Regions from separate parts of the Homo sapiens genome. Here region 1 is linked to region 2. A link is a loop called in an ENCODE intact Hi-C map of the cell type or tissue named here. Cell type or tissue: Caco-2. All regions are shown on one strand. Links, peaks and the distances in the headings refer to the core of each region. The heading gives the core; the rest is flanking DNA. Region 1 overlaps GFRAL (GDNF family receptor alpha like). Region 2 has its middle 8.1 kb from the start of GFRAL.

Region 1 (10,832 bases), core at 3,139-8,138, 69 kb before region 2:
GGAAAATGTGTAAAATTTTACCTAGCTGGCTTATATATATATATATATATTTTTTTTTTTTTTCCATAGGCTGATTGAAAACAACAGGGGAGAGTTAGGAAAAAATAAAAGAAAGAGAACACTCTTTTGGAGAGTGTTCACAGTCATTTCGAATGATGAGACAATCCAGAAAGTTTTATATGTTACTGAGTTATGAAATGGGGAACCTCCATCAGAAAGAATGCACAATTGTAGTGAGAGTAGAAGGGAAAACAAGGATAAAATATGGGATTTCTTTTTGGCTCCTTTTCTCATTTTTCTTTCTCTCCTCCTTCTCCTCCTTCTCTCATTCCTATCTTTCCTCAAAAAGTATTTAGTGAGCATTTACTATTAATAGACAGTGGAGATTTTTTAAAAAGTGATCCACGTGTAATTTTTCAGTATTGTTGAATGTGGTGTGAAAATACACCAGATTTGATGTCTTTGCAGTCATTACCCAAAGACCACTTAAAAGCTGACGACTCAGGAACCATTTTGTTACCTCTAGTTCTCCCTCCTTTCTCATTAGTACATTTTCAAGCCATCTTGAAAAGATCCCACACTACTGCATTAAACTGTCAATATGACAACTACCTTCCACCTTTTCTGACTATCCTTCAATAGCCAAATGTCTTGAAATAGTTGTCTTGATAATTGTCTCTGATCCTCAACCCATTTCACTTTACATTTCCAAACAGGTTTTTGCTTCACTAGTCCACTGAAATTATTATTTCAAGATCAGCTAAGGCCTACTTGGTCATTTCAAATATTCTTCTTCACTGGCTTCTTCTGCTGTCTTCAACTTCTAAAGGCTGGAGTTCAGTCCTGGCCCTTCCCTTTAATAAGATTCAGTCCTGCCCCTCCCCTTAAGTAAGAAGAAACCTAATAATCTTACTGAGTGATCTCAGTTTTCCAATGATTTTAAGTAAACTACAGATTCATTTCAAGCTACCTTCTTGATATTTTTGCTTGCATATCTTATAACCATCTCATATTTAACAAGTTCTAAACTAAATGTAGGTTTCCTCTTACTATACTTACTTCTCTCACTGTGTTTCTCATCTCAGTAAATGAAATGGCCCATCTATATTATTCAGGTAATCTGGAAATTATCCTAGATTTTTTCCCTTCTTTCAATCGTATATCCCATTAGCCAGTTTGTCTTGTTGATTTTACATAAATAGGTATCTTTATTCTTCCTCATTGCAAACTGCACTGAACTAGCTAAAGTGATCATCATATTCCAGCATAGGTGCTTCAATAAATACCCCCAGTAATCTCAACTTTTTTCCTGTTTTCACTTCTGCCTGACTACAAGGAAAGCAATCAGGATTATCTATTAAACATCCAAATGAAATCATTAATTTCCCCTACTTCAAATCTTTAAATAGCCTCTCACTGAACTTAAATGAAATCCTAAAGCCTCTATCATGTCTAGGAAGTCCCACATGATCTAAACTCTAGCAATCTCTTTGGTATATTAAATCTCGTCTTTGCCCATTTCATTCCAGCCACCAAGAGGCTTCTTTCCTCCCCCCTTGCCTCTTTTCCTTCCTTCCTCTTTCTCTTACTTCCTTTTAGTTTGCCAAACACATTAAACATTTTCTTTACTGCTGGAGCACTCAACCCTTGCTATTGCCTCTTCCTAGAACAGACTCCTTCTCTTTCTTCAGGTGTCTGCCTAAAGACCACCTTCTGGGAAAGATTTTCTCAGGCCATTTTACTCAAGTAGAACCATCTGTCATTCTCTATTTTCAAGGGGACACAGTAAATTCAACGTCTTTTTTAGAAGAGGCAGAGTTTTTAGAATTATGTTCCATAAAACACTGGTTCTACAGAATACTTTTATGGGTTAGGCAAACAAAAGATCCCATAAGTAAATGACTTTAGAAAATTTTGGGTTAGATGTAATATATGCATTTTAGTTGCAAGTAATTTTCAGTTTTTTTGACATAATATAGTGGCATACATTACCTAAATTTACTTTCTCCAGGGGATATATTTTAGAATCCAGGAAAACAAATTGGAAAACATGGATATATGTGATTAAATGGCAAGGATTTATAAAATGTGTGCAGGCATAAGATGTTCATTGAGGATCTTTATTTTTGCTTAGTCAATGGAAGGCAAGAGAACACCACACTGAAAACATTGTGTGTTGATAAATGTAAGTACTAATTTATAATCCTTACCTCTACTAGACACACGTATATGCAAACGCTATGTACGACAATTTCTCTTCATATGTTTTTCTGGGAGCCAAGCAAATTTTTCTTTCCTTTTTTCTTTTTCAGTTATTTATTTTATATTATGTTATTCTATTTTGTTTAATTTTTAAGTTCAAGGGTACATGTGTAGGTTTGTTACATAGGTGAACTTGTGTCATGGAAGTTTGTTGTGCAAATTATTTTATCGCCCAGGTATTAAACCTAGTATCCATTAGTTATTTTTTTAATCCTCTCCCTCCTCCCACCCTCCACCCTCTAGCAGGCCCCCAAGTGTGTTGTTCCCCTCTATTTGTCCATGTGTTCAAGCAAACTTTTCACCCTGAGGTTTGAAAGATGCCTGACCTTTCAAGTGCTATTCTTATTGTTGCTTAGAGAGGGCGATGTGATGCAACATCAATCCCACTTTTGCTGCCAGTTAATCTGGCATTCTTCAATTTCCCAACATGTCCCCATGAGATATGGAGAATTTAGAATCTGCTGTCTATTCAGGAGACCCATTACAGCAGAACCAGAAATGAATTCATGGATCATTTATTCCTAGTTACCTGTAAATGTCCACATAACAATGTGATGAAAAGCACCATATTTGGACCCAAGTAAAGGTTACCTATGTAAGTAATTACTTCCTACTTCAAAGCTAGCATAATGACAATCAATATGGAGAGATATTCATAAAATGATGCATGACCTTGCTCCCGTAAAGTTCTTGATCTAGTTTCCAGTAAGGGGAAAAATGTAAATAAAGCAAGGTTGAATCAATAAGGGACAACCAGGTAAATGGTACACTTTGAGGACTAGTGGGAAATAAGAATAATTTGCACTCTGGGTGTCCTTGGAAATCAGATGAAGGAGTTTATATGAGGGAAGGATGAAAGTAGGAAGAAGGGAGAGCAATGAATGTCTTCTGCACACAAAAGTGATCAAGGCAGAGTTTAAGAATTAGTCTAGTCTTGGTATATAGGTTGGTTTCATGAGTGAAATCTAACTAGAAAGCAACAGCAGAAATTTAGGCTTAACAAGATAAAAACTAAACATAGGCAATAGAAGCTGGAGACGAGAAGAGAGAAGTGTAGGATATATTTAAAACAGAGATTTTCATTAGAAAGCAGAATGATGCAGAGCATAGAAGCACAAGTGTTAACATCAGATATGGATTAAAAACCAGCTCTACTTCACTCCCAGTCAGTCATTTTAGGCAAGTTATTGAGATTTTTTCCTCAATGTTTTTATCCTTTTTTATTGAGATAAGTTCTTGCTTTGTTGCCCAGGTTACACAATCATACTTCACTGCAACTTTGAACTCCTGGGCTCAAGCAATCCTCCTGTCTCAGCCTCCTGAGTAGCTAGGACTACAGGGGCATGTCACCATGCCCTACTAATTTTTATTTTTTCTAGAGACAAGGCCTTGCTATTATTGCCCAGGCTGGCCTCAAACTCCCGGCCTCAAGCAATCCTCTTACCTTGGCCTCCCAAAGCTCTAGGATTACATGGATGAGCCACTATGTGTAGCCCTTTGTCTTTAAAGTGATATGATGCCTACCACAAAACTTATGGTTCAAAATTAAATAAAACAGTATGTGAAGAGAGTTTGAAATAGTGTTTGGCACAAGTTAAGTGCTCAAAAAATTGTATCATTATTAAGCATTAGACAATGTAGAGTTTTATTTAATATGAAAAAATGAAGAGGATTAAATCAAAGATTATTCCTAGATCCTTAAGGTGACGTGATGTTTTAGAAAATATTTGGAATGAAAGATTAAAAAATAATAGAAGAGAGAACTAAGTCTGTCTCCCCTCTCTTCAACTTGGCTATGCAAATCCAAGAACAGTGGCTGTAGAATTAGAAAAAACTTGACTACAATCTTAAATGAGTCGTCCACTAGATGCACTACTCTTGGACAGTTAATTTAACCTCTGAGCCTCATGTTTCCCCTATATAAAAAGGGTATTGCGATAGATTATATTTTTTTATAAAGATTCACTTCTATTTTGCTGTAAAAATATATGCATGCACCATCCAATGCCCTGTGAGTTAGACCACTACTTGTGTGTGTGTGTGTGTGTGTGTGTGTGTGTGTGTGTGTATGTGTGTGAGATGGAGTCTCGCTCTGTCGCCGAGGCTGGAGTGCAATGGCGCGATCTTGGCTCACTGCAATCTCTGCCTCCCAGGTTCAAGTGATTCTCCTGCCTCAGCCTCCTGAGTAGCTGGGATTACAGGCGCTCGCCACCATGCCTGGCTGATTTTTGTATTTTTAGTAGAGACGGGGTTTCACCATGTTGGTCAGGCTGGTCTCAAACTGCTGACCTCGTGATCCGCCCGCCTTGGTCTCCCAAAGTGCTGGGATTACAGGTGTGAGCCACCACGCCTGGCCTAGAGCACTACTTTCTATGGGAGGTCAATATTTACTACTCCACTGATATTGGGCTCACTTTGACTTGCATTTGTCAAAAATGTAAGAAAGAAAGGACATATATTATATTCATGCAGATATTTAAGAGTGATCTTGTTGCTTGTTTTTATCTTTTCCATAAAAATGGCATGTTCCCAATGGCAACTGTGCCTTCAGCCTGAGTCTAGAAATGGGAAGCAGAACCCAGCTGCCTACATGTGGCATGACCTAGAAATCAATCTTTGTTTTTGTATGCCACTGAAATTTGACAATTGCATGTTAGTGTATAACATAGCAAAAGCTAATTCAGGGGGGTTATAATATACCACTAATGAAAATTTTTGACAGATTGCAGGTGCTTAATAAATACTAGCTTTTTCTTTTCTCTTCTCTCACTTACCTGTCAATAGACTTGCAGGTGAAAAGAGAAGAAAAAGTGAAAAGGGTTTAAAGAAAGGTGAGAAAGGAGGAAACTGGAGAAAGGTCAGGAGAGCGTTGAAGAACATTCCCACCTTGGAAATAGGAAGGCTTTCCCTTCTCTTTTGGGAAACCTTAGGCAGTGAGGTATGCATTAATTGCAGTCACTCCTTATTTATTATGCAGCAGTGTTATTTTAAAGTCCACCATATTCTCAAAAGTAAGTATGGGATGCAGCATCATTATCTCTACTGAGATTTAAATTATTCCACGTCAGTCAGGGCCACATTCCTTTTATTCATAAACATCTTACAGTACTGCATTACCATATGAGGTATTAGCACCTTTTGTAAATGTGGATTTTCCAGCTGATTTGTCACTTTACATATACACACAAATACATAATGAGAATTAGAAATAAAAATACTAGTAAACATAGATAATAGAGTGGAGTGAGGAGTAGTGTAGCATAGTAGAAAGGGGTCAGCCTTTGACTTCCAATCATGGATTGAAGACCTTGCTCTAAAATTTGTACTTTTGTTTTTCCTTCTTTTTTCTGACTCATTGATGCTCCAGTTTTCTATCCTAGAAAATTTTAGGATAATAATATTTACTGTTTTTTTGTGAGGATTAAATGAGGCAAGGCATGTAAGGTAACTTGCAGAGGGTAAACATACAACAGGAGCTATTTTTTTTAAAGTAAGAAATTATGTTTTGCTAGTGGTTACACATTAGTATTACCTATGGAGCAATGAGAGATTTCTGGGTTCTATTGCTGTACGTTTTGATTTAATAGGGCAAGGGAAAAGTAGAGATAAGTACTAGGCTTTCATAATTTCAAATACTTTTCTATACCCTTTCAATATATGGTCAGACACATAGAGGGAACAACACATGCTGGCTGGGACCTTTTGAAGAGTGGAGGGTGAAAGGAGAGAGAGGATCAGGAAAAATAACTAATGGGTACTAGGCTTAATACCTGGGTGATGAAATAATCTGTATAACAAACCCCCATGACATAAGTCTACCTGTATAACAAATCTGCACATGTACCCCTGAACTTAACATAAAATTTTTAAAATAATAAAACAAAAACATGTAAAGCATATATCTATACAGTCAGGATGTAGACCATTGGTAGAAAGGGGAAAACTCATGATTTTGGAAATGAAAAAGAGAAAGAGAAATCAGATCATAAACAACATTATAATGGGCTAGTGGAAATGAAATACTTAATTAGTGAGGGGAGCTGGGGGAAGAACAGGAAGAGGGAGAGGTTGGGGAGTTATGTTTCTTACGAAAACTCCTTTAAAAATAAGCTGGTAGAGAAGAACCAGACATAATGACGGTAACTGCTAAGCCAGTTTTACCAACTGAAGAAAAACATATTTGGATCAGTAAGAGATGTTACCACCTCAAAAGTTCCCTTTCAGCTACCTGGCAGTATTAAAATAACAAAAGCAATTAAAAGGAATAATATTTCCATTTTAGGGTAGGGGTGCTGGAATGGCAGTTTGGGCCAAAGAACAGTGAAAGAAATTGACTGAGTCGAAGCAGTTGTGTAGAAGTGTTGGAAGTAGCTATTAGGGTTGTAGACATATGCTTAGTGTACATTTTCAATGTAATAGCTACCATATGTTCTTTCAACAAAATACCATTGTAAGTTTTAGACTGTCTGTTATACTAGAAAGAGCTAGTGAATAGAGATTCAGGGATTGAATCATGTCTGGCCTGGAAACTCAAAACATCAAGAGTAGCATCTTCCTACACAGACACCAGTGACGCACAGCAGTGTATCACTAAGATGAGTCGCCCTCTGAGAAAACTCAGCAAACAGAGTTATGTGGCTTTTCTTGTTTCAGATCGCCTTCACTCCTAACTAAAGCAGACATGCACTCAGGAACTAGTGGACTCTGGCCTCCTTTGCAACTGAGTTTTTTTTGAAAGACACTAGCATGTGTCTACAGTTAATGTCTGGCCACCTGACTCAGGTGCTAATGCAGAAGTAGAACATCAGTCCCAGAGTTATGGCAAACTTGAAGTGCATTGATGCTTGGGAAAGCTTAGTCTCTAGCTTCAGCAGCAACCAAGGGAAATCATTGCTAGAAGAAAGGACAGAGACAGTGGGGAGCAGTGTCTGTCACAGAGGCTCGAAACACCACCAAGGGCTCACATGTGCCATGCAGTGGCTTTCATCCATTCTACATTCTTTTATCTAGTTTGAGAACTAATTTGTTTACTAATGATTTGTACAACATACCCTAAATAAATGCTTTCCAAAGAGTAATGGTTGCACAGAATGAAAATTACGTTGTTCTCATTTTATAGCTTATTAGCTGTAAATATGACATTAAAACATTCTTGCAACTTTTAGCCTGAGAGATATTTATTGATGTTTGCAATGTTGTAAAGGATTTTCTTGGACCCATGAAAAGAACTCCAGCAGATGGGTTGAGAAAATCTGATACTAATGGAAGACGAACCGTTGCCATCATCAATGGATTCTTCACAAATGTCTACTCATTGCTCACCTATCTCATCCAAGGAGCTTTATTTGTCTAAGTACCAAACATTCTTTTTTTCTAAAGAGTCCCTCTTTAAGATGATATCCCAGCATGTAGGTGCCAGGGCAGTAACTATTAAGTGCCCACATATGGTGTTTTATGGCAATACATCTGATGCTATTATATTGTTGTCACAAGAATACTTGGCTCTTTAAGCCAAGAATACACATGCTCATAATAAATGATTTTTATGACTTCACATACACAATCACGATGCAAAGAAAGTATAAAGGAAAGGCTGCTTGTTTTATGCAGCTTTGGCACTAACCCTATCCCCAATTATAGGCAACAAGAGGATTGTATGAAGCCAATGAAAATATAAGGGTGGAAAATGGAAAAGATAATACTATGATTTCATGTACTGAAGGCTGTTATTGTTCAAATTGCAACAGTATTGTTTTGTTGTTTTATTTCCCTCCATGATCTTAAATGCTCCTTTCTTCTCTAGTAATGCCAAAATGTGAATTGTCTCACTCATCAATGGCAACTCTTTAATCTTTATGTTTTGGCTTTGAGCAAACAACAAAGGTAGTCAAATGATGATTCATACAACATTTCATGTTCAATGAAGGATTTTTCCCCTTCCTTAACAACACCTATGCCTTTAGAGTAGAGTTAGGAGAAAATGAAGGTAGAAGACAGCCGTTCTCCTGTTGTTTCTGTTGAGGGTTTGTACACTTCAGTATTTCCAGATTATAGCCCTGTGAAGCATTTACTGCAAAATAGGAAGCCTTAGCCAAATATGCAGTGTTTCAGGTCTGCAGACAAAATTTAAACCAGCTGGATTTTATTGGGAATTTTTGAGTGCAAGTAAACCTAGTGGTGAAACTAAAGCCAGCATTTGTCTCCACTGGAATGGGCTGCATCTTTAGGAACTACTCCTCCATGTCTCTTCTCTTGAGGGAATTTTGAATTTTGAAAGGTCCTAAGATAAAATCTTCCAGATAATTCCTTAGAGTATCTGGTTGAAATCTTAGCCAACAAAGGTAGAAGTTGCAGCCAGATATGATGCCTCTCTTAGTCAAATCTTGAGAGAGATGAGGGGAAGCTGGGTCTCTCTCAGTAATCTAATTTTAAGTTGCCCAAATTAAAACAGATAAAGATTCCCTATACACATATACTTACAAAAACATAGCCAACAGACACGCATTCACTTAAACTCACACACTTTTACAATAGTGCCTGGTCAAAGTGGCAAATAATGACCAACATACTGGATTTGTAGATGACAAAAGTTCCACATCATATTTTTGAATGTCCCTTAGGTGAAAATTATTGTGTTCCTTGCTAAAAAAATATGCAGTTTTATAGAGTCAAACACGTAAGTACTAGAAGCAAAGAAACGTGCCTTATTATGATTGTTTATTGAATATGGACACATTATTAGCTATTTAGAATTTTTAAAACAAAGCAATAAAAGGTAATCTGGAACTAGAGAAAACTCTTTTATCCCAAATCTCAATTTAGCTCTCTGAAAGAATAAGTACTTTTTTCAAGGGCAAAGAAAGAAATAATACAGGCTTTCTTAAAATTTTAGTATAGTATTAGGAAAGGAAAGTTATTGGTGGGCTACTTGTCTTTTTAATATTAAATAAATAGTCACTCCAGAGGGGGCCACATACACAGTCTGGAGTTTGCTTAAATGGCCCTGAACTTAGCCTCAGTTACCTAATCCAAGACTATCAGAACACATCTAATATCAGAGATCATCTATTTCTTTGAAATCTTTACTAGAATTTAATATGTGAGAAACCTGAGCTCTAGGGAGAAGATAACTAATTTCCTCTACACAACCTGGTGGAGGTAGGGATAGAACTGGCTTCTTAGGCTCTTCTTTATATTGCAACAAATTGCCTCTCATCAAACAAACTTTTTAAATAGTCTCTTATTATATTCCTGTGTTCCCTGTGAAATGTAACATTTATAATCAATTGACAATTATAAGATTTATATCATTAGACGAGAGCAGTATATTATGGTGAATAAAATCACAGCTTCTGGTGCCAAAAACAGCTATGTTTAAATTCTGGCTCTATTGTCTTTTTTTGTGACTTGGACAAGTTACTAATTTTTAGTCGCCTCTGTTTTCTTTTGGGTAAAAGAAAGAGCACCTACTTCACATATTGCTTGTAAAAATTAAATTAGTTAAGCCACATAAAATGAATAGAACAATGTCTGACACATAGCAGTCAATTAGGTCTCAGCAGCTCGAGCAAACGAAAGACAAGTCAGCTAGCATTAGTAGTCAGAATGTAGCTTCAACAGCAGTATCTTTAGATGTTTATTAAATCTCCATTTTTAAGATACATCTTTTATAGCTTCAGTTTTCTCCATGTCATCATTTTACAATGTGGAGATAAAGTGGCAAGCAGATCCATGAGAAGATTCTTTACAGCTGGTCAAATGGGATAATTATTTTCAAGACTTTGTCCAGATTCTTATACTATTAATATTAATGTAATGTTTTCTTGATATGCTTCTGGTCATTAGTCATTCACTATTTCTGTAGTTTCTTTGAGGAAGGTAGTAGTGTGCTCAAAGGGAAACACCTGATTGTCTTAGTGCTTTCCATCAGAAGTGACAGCAAATGTAAAGCTAATTGCACAGGTGGATCTCATCTATAGGCTCCACCTCTATTCTAAAGACTGATGCTTTCCAGGATAGTCCCAAGTATACCATCAGCAAGGTTGGAGCATTCCTCATAGGCTAACTCCGTAGCTGAGTCTGACTTTTTTTTTTTTTTTTGCTGCTTTTTGGAGAAATCTAGGAAAATCTAGAGTGAACTTAAGGGAGATTTTCCTATTTGCGAAGTTCTGATGCAAATTCCAACTGCCATGACCAAAGAACCTCTAAAGTTGCAAAAGTTACTGTGGAAAATATGACTTACTCAAATATGTTCAGGTTTGACTTAGATGTTAAACAACTAACCTTATCCAGCTGATCTCTCCCTGACACACATCTGTTGGTTGCTCTTTGCTTCCAAGTCTAATTTTACCCAGTGCGAAGCAAAAATTCTTCACTCCTTTCTAAACACAGTGTGCTTGATGCTGAAAATCAAGTGATGACACTCAGTGTTCAGATGTTTTCTGACTCTTGACTTTTATCTGTCCCATCAGTTGTTATCAAATGTAAACAGTAGAATTGTGGGGCCAATGGGAATTCTTCCAGTTATCCAAGTCTACTTTTTCATGTTTATAACATGATAATCTTGATAC
Region 2 (10,832 bases), core at 1,980-6,979:
TGAGTAGTCCTCAGCTCTACTTATTGGGCTTTGCCAGCACATTCACAGCTGCTACTGAAGCATCCCAAAGGCTCTGAAATTCCCATTCAAAATTCCCTAAATTTATGTAATTGCTTTTTGATAAATTTTGTTTTAGCTAACGTATCATTCTCATGACAGTTAAATGCACTAGACCTCACACCTTGGCAAAAGACATGTAATATTTACTAAAAGACTTTTGTATCAAAGACTCTACAAAAACAAAAATGAGGGACAGACACTAGTTGCATGAATTGGATAAACTAGAATGCAAATTAAGCTACATATAAAAGCGAAAAAAGAAAAATTGTTAAATAAAACTCTATGATAAATCAGTGAAAAAAACTTCATATTCAAGGGCACTTCTTTTTGGAACATAAAGTTGTTTAAAGCTTTTGTTCAGTGACATTCGACTTCCTCCAATCACCTTTGCATTACCACTATATTTGTCTACTTAAAACTTTTGTAGCATGCTACTGTCTGGAGGAGTCTGTTCAGCTCTAGCCAACCTAAAATTGACATTCTGAAAAGAATACATACATATGGTCATGAGTTTCTTGGCTAAAAGACCTGTAAACAGAGTTCTAAGATGCCAAGTAATAAAAGCAGACATGAAGCAGTAATTTTTGGAGAAATTAAACAACAACAACAAAAAAACTCTTGCTTTTTTTATTGGAAGACCTCACCAAAAAAAATAATAATAATTAGGTATACTTAATCACCTCACCATAACTTGCCCATCAAGCTCCTCACTCACAACCTGATGAGATGTGGCCAGGCATGGAGGGACAAGGCCGCCAAAACTGGGAGAAGCTGAGAAACCACAAGGAGCCAAGACTCTGAGGTTTGTTCTGCGGAGTTCAGATGGACTAACGTTACTGAGACTCAGTGGATGAAGAGGAAAAGATAAGTGCTAATTATGGGTGGCCTTTTATGCTTTACCAAGAAGACTAGAGTTTAACAGAAGAAAGAGAGGCTTTTGGTGAGTTCCAGAACAGAGTAACCTGGTTGGGTTTTGAAAAATTGCTTATGCAATGCTATGGAAGATGGTTTGGAAACAAGGTAAATTGCCTGTCACAAAGCTATGTCAGTAGTTTAGGGGAGAATGACAAGGGCTGAACTAAAAGTAGTAATGATGCAGAGAAAATGGTAGGTCCAAGAAATTTCAGAATTTAAAATTTACAGGATCTGGCAACCATTTGAGATGGTGGGCGGGTTGAGAAGGAGGAATGAATTCTTACTTTTGTTTTGCGTTACTTGGTGTTGGTTGTCACCATTTATCAAGGCACAAGACTCACAGTTCAATACTCTTTATACAAAATCATTCAATCCATTGATGAAGTTAAAAATTTTAATTAAACAGCCATTCCTTTGGCTCATGTCATCATTTGGGAAGATACGCTGCCTGTCTTCAAGAGAACTAAAACAGCTCCAAAAAATAAGATTGCCTTAGAGGATTATTATTAAGTTCTGGCCCTCAGTCTAGTAGGAAATAAAGAATGGACTCATTTATTATTTATGCTTTAAACAATGATATTGATGGAAGTGTTAATGATATTGCCAATTTATTTACTTATAAAAAAAGCTAAATGCTAGCCAGTATCTTAATGTAGGTATGCTAACATAAAATTGGTGGGTGAAAATATTTAAAGAGGATTAGTTCCATAATTCATTCTATATAACCTGAATATTTAATGGCATCAGGTTAGAATAAACCCCATGTAGCCCTCTTCATGATAAGGAGGTATATGTCATTTTCTTTCTTTTTTGGGTAAATTAATATACTCAATCATATCAGTCCAATTTGGCTGAGACAGTGCTATCCCCTTTCAGCTAAAATTGAGTAAGTCTCCATGGTTGTGTTTTGGTGATGGTCGTGTTACTCTATTAGTTGGGTCTGATTTTCAGAAATTTATTACATCTCTAAGACCATAGTTAAGACCAACTATTAAAAAGCATTCATAACGCCTTTAAATTCCTTATAACTCGTTTGCTACTCTCTGTTTCCCATTTTATGTAACTGCTAGAGTCTAGTGCACATTCCAATTATCACCGTGAAAAGATGTTATGTACCTGTTGATCCAGCGAGGTTATTACTAAATGAAGGAAGACCAACATCTTACCAGATCACCTCAAAACATTATACATTTGTATTCAAATTTATATGTTCTAGTCCTTTTTTTAAAAATAGGAGATAGTAACCTTTGAATTGTGGCCAGACACTGCCAACATTGTCTTTCAGAGAGACGACTGAATGGGGGTAGTGTATGGTCCTGCTGAATTCCAGATAGGGCAATTTTGTAAGGCCAGTTCTCTCAATGGTGCATTGGAAAGGGGCTTTGGACATTCCATGGGGGGAGATGTCCGACAGGAACATAAAAGGATTGTTAATAAGTTGCTAAGGCTACTGAAAACAGATCTATAACTGTTATAATGATCTTTTCCTTTTCAAAATAGTTTTTACATTGTAAAGTTTTGATACTTATATATATAGCATTTGAAAAATATAAGAAATAAAAGTAGCCAGGTGCAGTGGCTCACGCCTGTAATCCCAGCACTCTGGGAGGCCAAGGCAGGTGGCTCACCTGAGCTCAGGAGTTTGAGACCAGCCTGGCCAACATGGTGAAACCCTGTCTCTACTAAAAATACAAAAATTAGCAGGTAGCGGGGCATGGTGGCACATGCCTGTAACCCCAGCTACTCGGGAGGCTGAGGCAGGAGAATCACTTGAACCCAGGAGGCGGAGGTCGCAGTGAGCCGAGATTGTGCCATTGCACTCCAGCCTGGGCGACAAGAGCAAAATTCCAAAAAAAAAAAAAAAAAAAAAAAAGAAAGAAAGAAAAAGAAGGAAAGAAATAAAGAGAAGGAAAGGAAGAAAGAAAAGAAGGAAAGAAAGAAAGAAAGAAAGAAAGAAAGAAAGAAAGAAAGAAATGTATTCATATTTAAGACACCCAGATGTGTCTACTGTTACTTTTTGATGAACTTTCTTTAAACTGTTTTCCTTAGACTGATGTCAGCAACATGGCAGAATAGGAAGCTCCTGGCACTCCCAATACTCACAAATGCACAGAATGAACATCTCAATTAATTCCCTGTGAGAGAAAGTCAGAAATAAGTTGAGAGATTCCTGCCTACCAGGCAAGAAAGAAAACATGCATGGCCGGGCGCAGTGGCTCATGCCTTTAATCCCAGCACTTTGGGAGGCCAAGGCTGGTGGATTATTTGAGTCCAGGAGTTTGAGACCAGCCTGGATAACATGATGAAACCCTGTCTCTACCAAAAATACAAAAATTAGCTGGGAATGGTGGTACGCATCTGTAGTCACAGCTACTCGGGAGGCTGAGGCAGGAGAATCACTTGAACCAGGGAGGCAGAGGCTGCAGTGAGCCAAGATTGTGCCACTGCACTCTAGCCTTTACAACAGAATGAGACTCTGTCTCAAAAAAAAAGACAAAAAAAAACACATCAAAAGCAAAATAAAAACCCAAACATGCACTTCAAATGGGTAGACAAATCTGAGGCATACTTGAGCATGGACCCCTTCCAGGTACTTCACCATATAACTGGAATCACTAACACTCAGATTCTCCCTGTGGAGAGGATTGGGACCTTACATATGGCACCCCAATTATAAGATGCCCAACAGTTTGGCTCTTAATTCACCAACTCTGGGAGTTAGAGAGAATTAGACATACACAAGTTTATTTAGACCACAGGAAAACAGTGGCAGTTTTATATGTGTGTGCAAGCACTTTTTCAGGTGCTTTAACACTGTGAATTAGTAGAATTAGTACAGAGACAGGACTCAAAAATACCACTACCTGGTTCTCCCTGGAAGAGGTTTACAGCATACTCCCCTAGCGGCTACTTGACAGTCTGGTTTCTAACTAACGCATCTGAGAGTTAAAGGGGCAAGCAAAAAGTAGCTCTCTAACAGCCTGAGCAGCAGCTTAACACTTCCTGAGACTTCCTCCAGCTCAACTCAGCAATAATCCCAGCTCTCCCAATTCTCCCTGGAAGGAGTGTGTTCACCCACAAAATGCCCTTTTACAGCATTTACCAGAAATACTATATCCCAAAACTCCTGGCTCTAAGAGCAGAAGAGACTAGGCATATACAAGTCTCCCTAGATCACAGAACAAAGAGGTGGTTTTAAACAGGCATGCAAACTCTTCCAGGAACTATATCTCTTGGGAGCAGTGGAGAACAGGGGCTAGAATGCACAGCTCCTTTTTTTTTTTTTCTCTAGCAGCTTACTGCACACTCATCCAGTGACAACTACATAGCTTAACCTCCAGCTTGCATCAGGGAGCTAACAAGACAGACTAATAGTAGCTCTCAGGTAGACTAAGCAGAACTTGGCTTGTCCCCAGCCTATTTTTCCTAAAAGGAGTTTGTTCACATACCAAGTGTCACAACTTCTATAGCTCTATTCATTTCTTCTATTATTTTATAGCCTACCTATTCTTCTTGAAAAGAGTTTGTTCACAATTAAGTGTCACAACTTCTACAGCTCCCACCCAAAGGACTGAATTCTTAACAGCCTAAGCTTGGGAGTGGTGGAGCTTTGCATTCCTAACTTACTCTAGATCACAGATAACAAAGATGTAGACAAACAGTGGCCCCACTCCCAAAGCTATCTTCCCAGAATCAAAAAGTGTGGCCTGAACACAAATACAGGCAGTTTCCATAGTACCTCTCCCTGGCTTCATGCAGAGAGAGTGGAGAAGTAACACCTGCACCCAATTTCAACATGAGGATAGAAGGAACTGGACCACACATCTAATACTTGACATTTTTCTGGCTACATTTTGAAAGTCTGGCCTCTATCTTATAGTTCACAGAGTATTGATAGGACATGGCATATCCCAATCTCCTGGGAGCCACCAATAACAGAAACAGTGGCCTGGACAAACAAAGCTTTGAGAGGCACATTAAAATTTTTTGTCAAATGGACTAGTGATATTTTTCTTCTACACAGGTCCTGTTTGATAAGACTGGGAAAGGCAGCTGTCTTATCTAATGTGCAGTAAACAACACAGAGTCAAGGAAACTAAAGAAACAAGAAATATATATTCCAAATAAAGAGCAAAATAAATGTTCAGAAATTGACCCAAGTGAATAGAAGAGATGTAATTTACCCAATAGAGAATTTAAAATAATGATTATAAAGACTGTCACTAAGGTCCAGAGAGAAATGCAAAAACAGAGAACTTTAACAAAGAGAAAGTATATGAAAGTATCAATCAAATCTTAGAGCTGAGGAATATTAAACTAAACTGAAAAAATTGACAGAAAGGTTCACCCACAAATGAGATTAAGCAGAAGAAAATATCAATGAACTCAAAGACAAGTCACTGGAAATCATCCAATCTAAGCAGCAAAAAGGAAAAAGAATGAAAAAGAATGAACACATCTTAAGAGACATACTGACACCCTCAATCAGAGCAATATATACATTATAGGTGTTCAGAAGGAGGAGAGAGAGACAAGCACAGAACATATTCAAAAAATAATGGCAGAAAATTTCCCAGTACTGGGGAAGAAAATAGAAAGCCAGATACAGGAATCCCAAAGAATACCAAATAAAATGAATCCGGATAAATCCACACCAAGTACATATACATCATGAAATACTGTGAAGCCATAAAAAAGAACAAACTCATGTCTTTTTCAGCAACATGGACAGACTACTGGAAAATATTATCCTATGCAAATTAACACGGAAACAGAAAACCAAATATTGCATGTTCTTTCACATAAGTAGGAACTAAATATTGGGTACACACAGACATAAATATAGAAACAATTGACACTGCATCTTCCAAAAAGGGAAAAAGAAGGGTCTAAGAGCTAAAAAAAAAACAAAAAAACAAAAAACTTCCTACTAGATACTATGTTCACCACTTGAGTGGTGGGATCAACAGAAGCCCAACGCCACACAATATGTCCTTGCAGCAAATCTGCACATGTACCCTCTGAATCTAAAATTTAAAAAAGGAAAAGAAACTCACACCAAGGCACATCATAACAAAACTGTCAAAACTTAGAGTATGGAAAGCAGCAAGGGAGAATTGAATTGTCACATATAAGAGAACCCTGATAAAACTATCAGCAAATTTCTCAGCATTAACCTTGAAAGCTCAAGGGAGTGGGATAATATATTCAAAATTCTAAAAGAAAAAAACCTGCCAATCAAGAATAGTATACCTAGCAAACCTGTCTTTAAATAATGAGGGATGTTAAAGACTTTCTCAGAGTAACAAAGGCTGAGTTTCTCACCATTAGACCTGCGTTATAAGAAATGCTAAAGGGAGTTCTTCAAGCTGAAGGAAAAGGATTCAAAATAGAAACATGAAAACATATGAAAGTATAAAACGCACTGGTAAAATTAATGGCATTTTTCAATTCCAAAACATTCTAATATTGTAATGATGGTGAACAAATCAAGGATTTCTCTAGTATAAGGGTTAAAAGGCAAAATTCTTAAAAGCAACTACAGCTACAGTAGTTTGTTAAGTATGCATATTATAAAAAGATGTAAAGAATGACATCAAAAACATAAAATTTAGAAGGAGGAGAGTAAAAGTGTAGCCTTTGTGTAAGTGATCAAACTTAAGTTGTTATCAACTTGGCATAGCTTGTTATAGGTATAAGATGATTTATGTAACCACAAAGCATGAGCCTATAATAGATACACAAAATATTTTAAAAAATTCAAAATATATCCCTGCAAAAAGCAATCAAATCACAAGTAAAGAAAGCAAGATATAAGAAAAAAAATGTAGGATCTAGAAAACAACTTGAAAACAATAAAATGGAAGTAGCAACCTCTCATCTATCAATAATTACTTTAAAGTTTAATGGATTAGATTCTGTAGTCAAAAGGCATACAGTACCATGATACATACCAAACAAGATCCAACTATATGGGCCTACAGAAGACTCACCTTACCTTAAAGGAAACTTACAGGTTGAAAATGAAGTGATGGAAAATGATATTCCAGGCAAATAAAACAGAGCAGGGGTGGCTATACTTATTTCACACCAAATAAACTTTAGGTTAAAAAAAACTGTAAAAAGAGATAAAGAAGGTCAGTATATTATAATAAAAAGATCAGTGCATCAAGATAATATAACAATTGTAAATATATATGCACCCAACACTGAAGCACCTAAATATATAAATCAAAGATTAAGAGTTCTGAAAAGAGACATAAATGCAGCACAATAATAGTAAATAATTTTAATATCCCACTTCCAACAACAGAACTATTATCTAGACAAAAAATTTTTAATAACAAAATATGACTTGAACTATACGTATACCAATGGAGTTAATAGACCTATACAGAACATTTCATCCAACAGCAACAAAATATACATTTTTCTCAAGTATACATGTAACATTCACTAGGATAAATCAATTGATAGACCACAAAACATCTTAACAAGTGTCAGAAGATCAACATTATATCAAGTATCTTTCTCAATCACAATGATATAAAGCTATAGATCAATAACAGGAGAAACCAAGAAAAATTAACAAGTATATGCAAATTAAACAACATGCTCCTGAAAAACTATTGAGTCAAAGAGGAAATTCAAAAATTAATTTTAAAAATATTTAGAGAAAAATGAAAATGGAAACAACATATTAAAACTTACAGGATTCAGCAAAAGCAGTTCTAAGAGGAAAGTTTGTAACACTAAATGCCTACATCAAAAGAGAGAGTGAGAGAAGGAGAGAGAGATCTTAAATAAACAACTTAATGTTACTCCTCAATGAATTAGTAAAAGAAGAACAATCTAAGCCTAAAGTTAGTGGAAGAAAGGAAACATTTCAGAGCAAAAATCAATGAAATAGAAATTAGAAAAACAATACAAGAGATCAGTAAAGCTAAGCGTTGGTCTTCCAAAAAGACAAACAAAATTGACAATCCTTAGCTAAATTAACCACGAGAAAATACAGGTGGTTCAAGTAAACTAAAGCAGAAATGAAAAAAGATATCACAATTGATAGTACAAAAATACAAAGGATCTTATGAGACCACTACGAACAATTGCATGCAAACAAATTGGACGATGGAGAGGAAATAGATAAAGGCTTCGATACATAACCTTCCAAGATCAAATCATGAGGAATATAAATGGAACAGTAATGAGCAAGGAAATTAAATCAGTAATGAAAAGTCCGCCATCAAGGAAAACCCAGGAAAAGATATTTTCATAAATGAATTCTACCCAACATTTATAGAAGAACTGGTAATAATTATTTTCAAACTTCTTCAAAAAATTGAAGAGAAGGAAATATTTCCACAATCATTTTGTAAGGCCAACATTAGCCTGAGACCAAAGCCAGACTAAGAAACACCGTGTGTTTTCACTCATAGGTGGGAATTGAACAATGAGAACACATGGACACAGGAAGGCGAACATCACACACCGGGGCCTGTTGTGGGGTGGGGGGAGCGGGGAGGGATAGCATTAGGAGATTTTCCATAATGTTAAATGATGAGTTAATGGGTGCAGCACACCAATATGGCACATGTATATATATGTAACTAACCTGCACGTTGTGCACATGTACCCTAAAACTTAAAGTATAATAAAAAAACAAGAAACTACCGGAAAAGCAAATTACAGGCCAATATCGCTGATGAACATGGATGCAAAAATCCTCAACAAAATACCAAAAACTATATTCAACAGTACATTAAAAGGATCATTCACCATGGTCAAATGGAATTTATTCCTAGGATGCAAGAATGGCTTACCATATTCAAATCAAGTGGGGATTGTTAATGGGTGCAAAAATATAGTTAAATAAAATGAATAAGACATACTATTTGATAGCACAACAGGGTGACTACAGTCAATAATAATTCATTGTATATTTTAAATAACTAGAAGAATGAAACTGAAATTCCCTAACACAAAGAAATGATAAATGCTTGAGGTAATGAATACTCCAAATACCCTGATGTGATTATTACACATCATATGCCTGTATCAGAACATTGAATGTACCCCATGAAAATATATACCTATTGTGTACTCATAATAATTATAAATAATATTTTTTAGATTCACTCTGCTTCTAGGTCTGCAGATGTGCTTTTCTACCTATCACAAAATAAATTTATGCAAGTAAAAAACAATTAAAAATATGATTCACCATAGTAACAGAATGAAGAATAAAAACAATATAATCACCTCAATAGATGAAGAAAAAACATTTGAAATAATTTAACATCCTTTCATGATAAACTTTTGAAAATCAGTTATAGAAGGAATGTTTCTCAGCACAACAAAGACCATATATAACAAGCCTACAGTGAACATCATACTCAGTGGTGAAAAGTTAAAGGCTTTTGGATCAGGAGCAAGACAAGGATGTCTGCTTTCATCAATTATGTTCAACATAGTACTGGAGGTCCTAGTCAAAACAATTGGGTAAGAATAAAAAGCATCCAAATAGGAAAAGAATAAATGAAATTGTTTACTGATGACATGATCTTATATATAGAAAACCCTGTAAGACTACACCCAAAAAATTGTTAAAACAAATTAACAAATTTAGTGAATTTGCAGAATACAAAATCAACTTACAAAATTAATATTATTTCTGTACACTAACAACATACAACCTGAGAAAGAAATTTTAAAATTACAACAGTATCTTAAACACACACACACACACACACACACACACTCATTCACTTAGAAGTAATCAATGGAACATGATAGAAAGCCCAGAAATAAACCCACATGACTATGGTTAGTTGATGCACACACACATACACACAAACACACACACACACACACACACACACACACTTAGGACTAAATTTAACCAAGGAAGTGAAAGATCCATATACTAAAACTATAAAACATTGTTGAAAAAACCTGAAGATGACACAAATAAATGAAAAGCTAGCCCATGCTCATGGATTAGAACAATTAATATTGTTAAAATGGTCATACTACCCAAAGCGGATTAAATGTAATCCATATGAAAATTCCAATGCATTTTTCACAGAAATAAAAAATTGTAAAATATATATGAAACCACAAAAGACTACAAATAGCCACAGATAACAATCTTGAGAAAAAATAATGCTGCAGGCTTCACACTCTCAGACATTAAATTACATTACAAATCCACAGTAATCAAAGCAGCATAGTACTGGCATAAAACCAGACATATCAATCAATGGAATATGATAGAAAGCCCAGAAATAAACCCATACACCTATGGTCAATTAAATTTTCATAAAGGTAACAAGATCACACCATGGGGAAATGACAGACTTCTCAATAAATGGTGTTGGGAAAACTGGATACACACACACAGAAGAATCAAAATGAACCCTTACTTCAGCCTTTGTACAAGAATCACCTCAAAATGGATTAAAGACTTAATATAACATAAGACTTGAAGCTATAAAACTACTTGAAGAAAACACAGGGGGAAACCATCATGGCCTGGATATGAGCAGAGATTTCTTTTTATTTTTTATTTATTTTTGTTTTTATTTATTCTATTCTTTATTTTTTTATTTTATTATTATTATACTTTAAGTTTTAGGGTACATGTGCACAATGTGCAGGTTAGTTACATATGCATACATGTGCCATGCTGCTGTGCTGCACCCATTAACTCGTCATTTATAATTAGGTATATTTCCTAAGGCTATCCCTCCCCCCTCCCCCCACCCAACAGTCCCCAGAGTGTGATGTTCCCCTTCCTGTGTCCATGTGTTCTCATTGTTCAATTCCCACCTATGAGTGAGCATATGCGGTGTTTGGTT

What was found. Peaks named below come from ENCODE experiments on the same cell type or tissue, not always from the same donor. Only the 100,000 strongest peaks of a DNase experiment are listed, where the experiment ranks them.
Region 1: it touches region 2 in a loop (3-fold over the local background); 1 of 110 quality-filtered maps calls a loop at or near these places.

What each region holds. Positions count from the first base shown.
Region 1 is chr6:55,384,394-55,395,225 of GRCh38, reverse strand. All of the region lies in intron 6 of GFRAL (GDNF family receptor alpha like), which reads right to left. Among named protein-coding and RNA genes, the nearest start is that of GFRAL, 62 kb to the right of the region's middle. In Caco-2, for the core only: no CTCF peak of the experiment used is centred there; no DNase peak of the experiment used is centred there.
Region 2 is chr6:55,313,951-55,324,782 of GRCh38, reverse strand. No RefSeq gene overlaps it. Among named protein-coding and RNA genes, the nearest start is that of GFRAL, 8.1 kb to the left of the region's middle. In Caco-2, for the core only: no CTCF peak of the experiment used is centred there; DNase peaks (open chromatin) are centred at 4,302 and 4,642.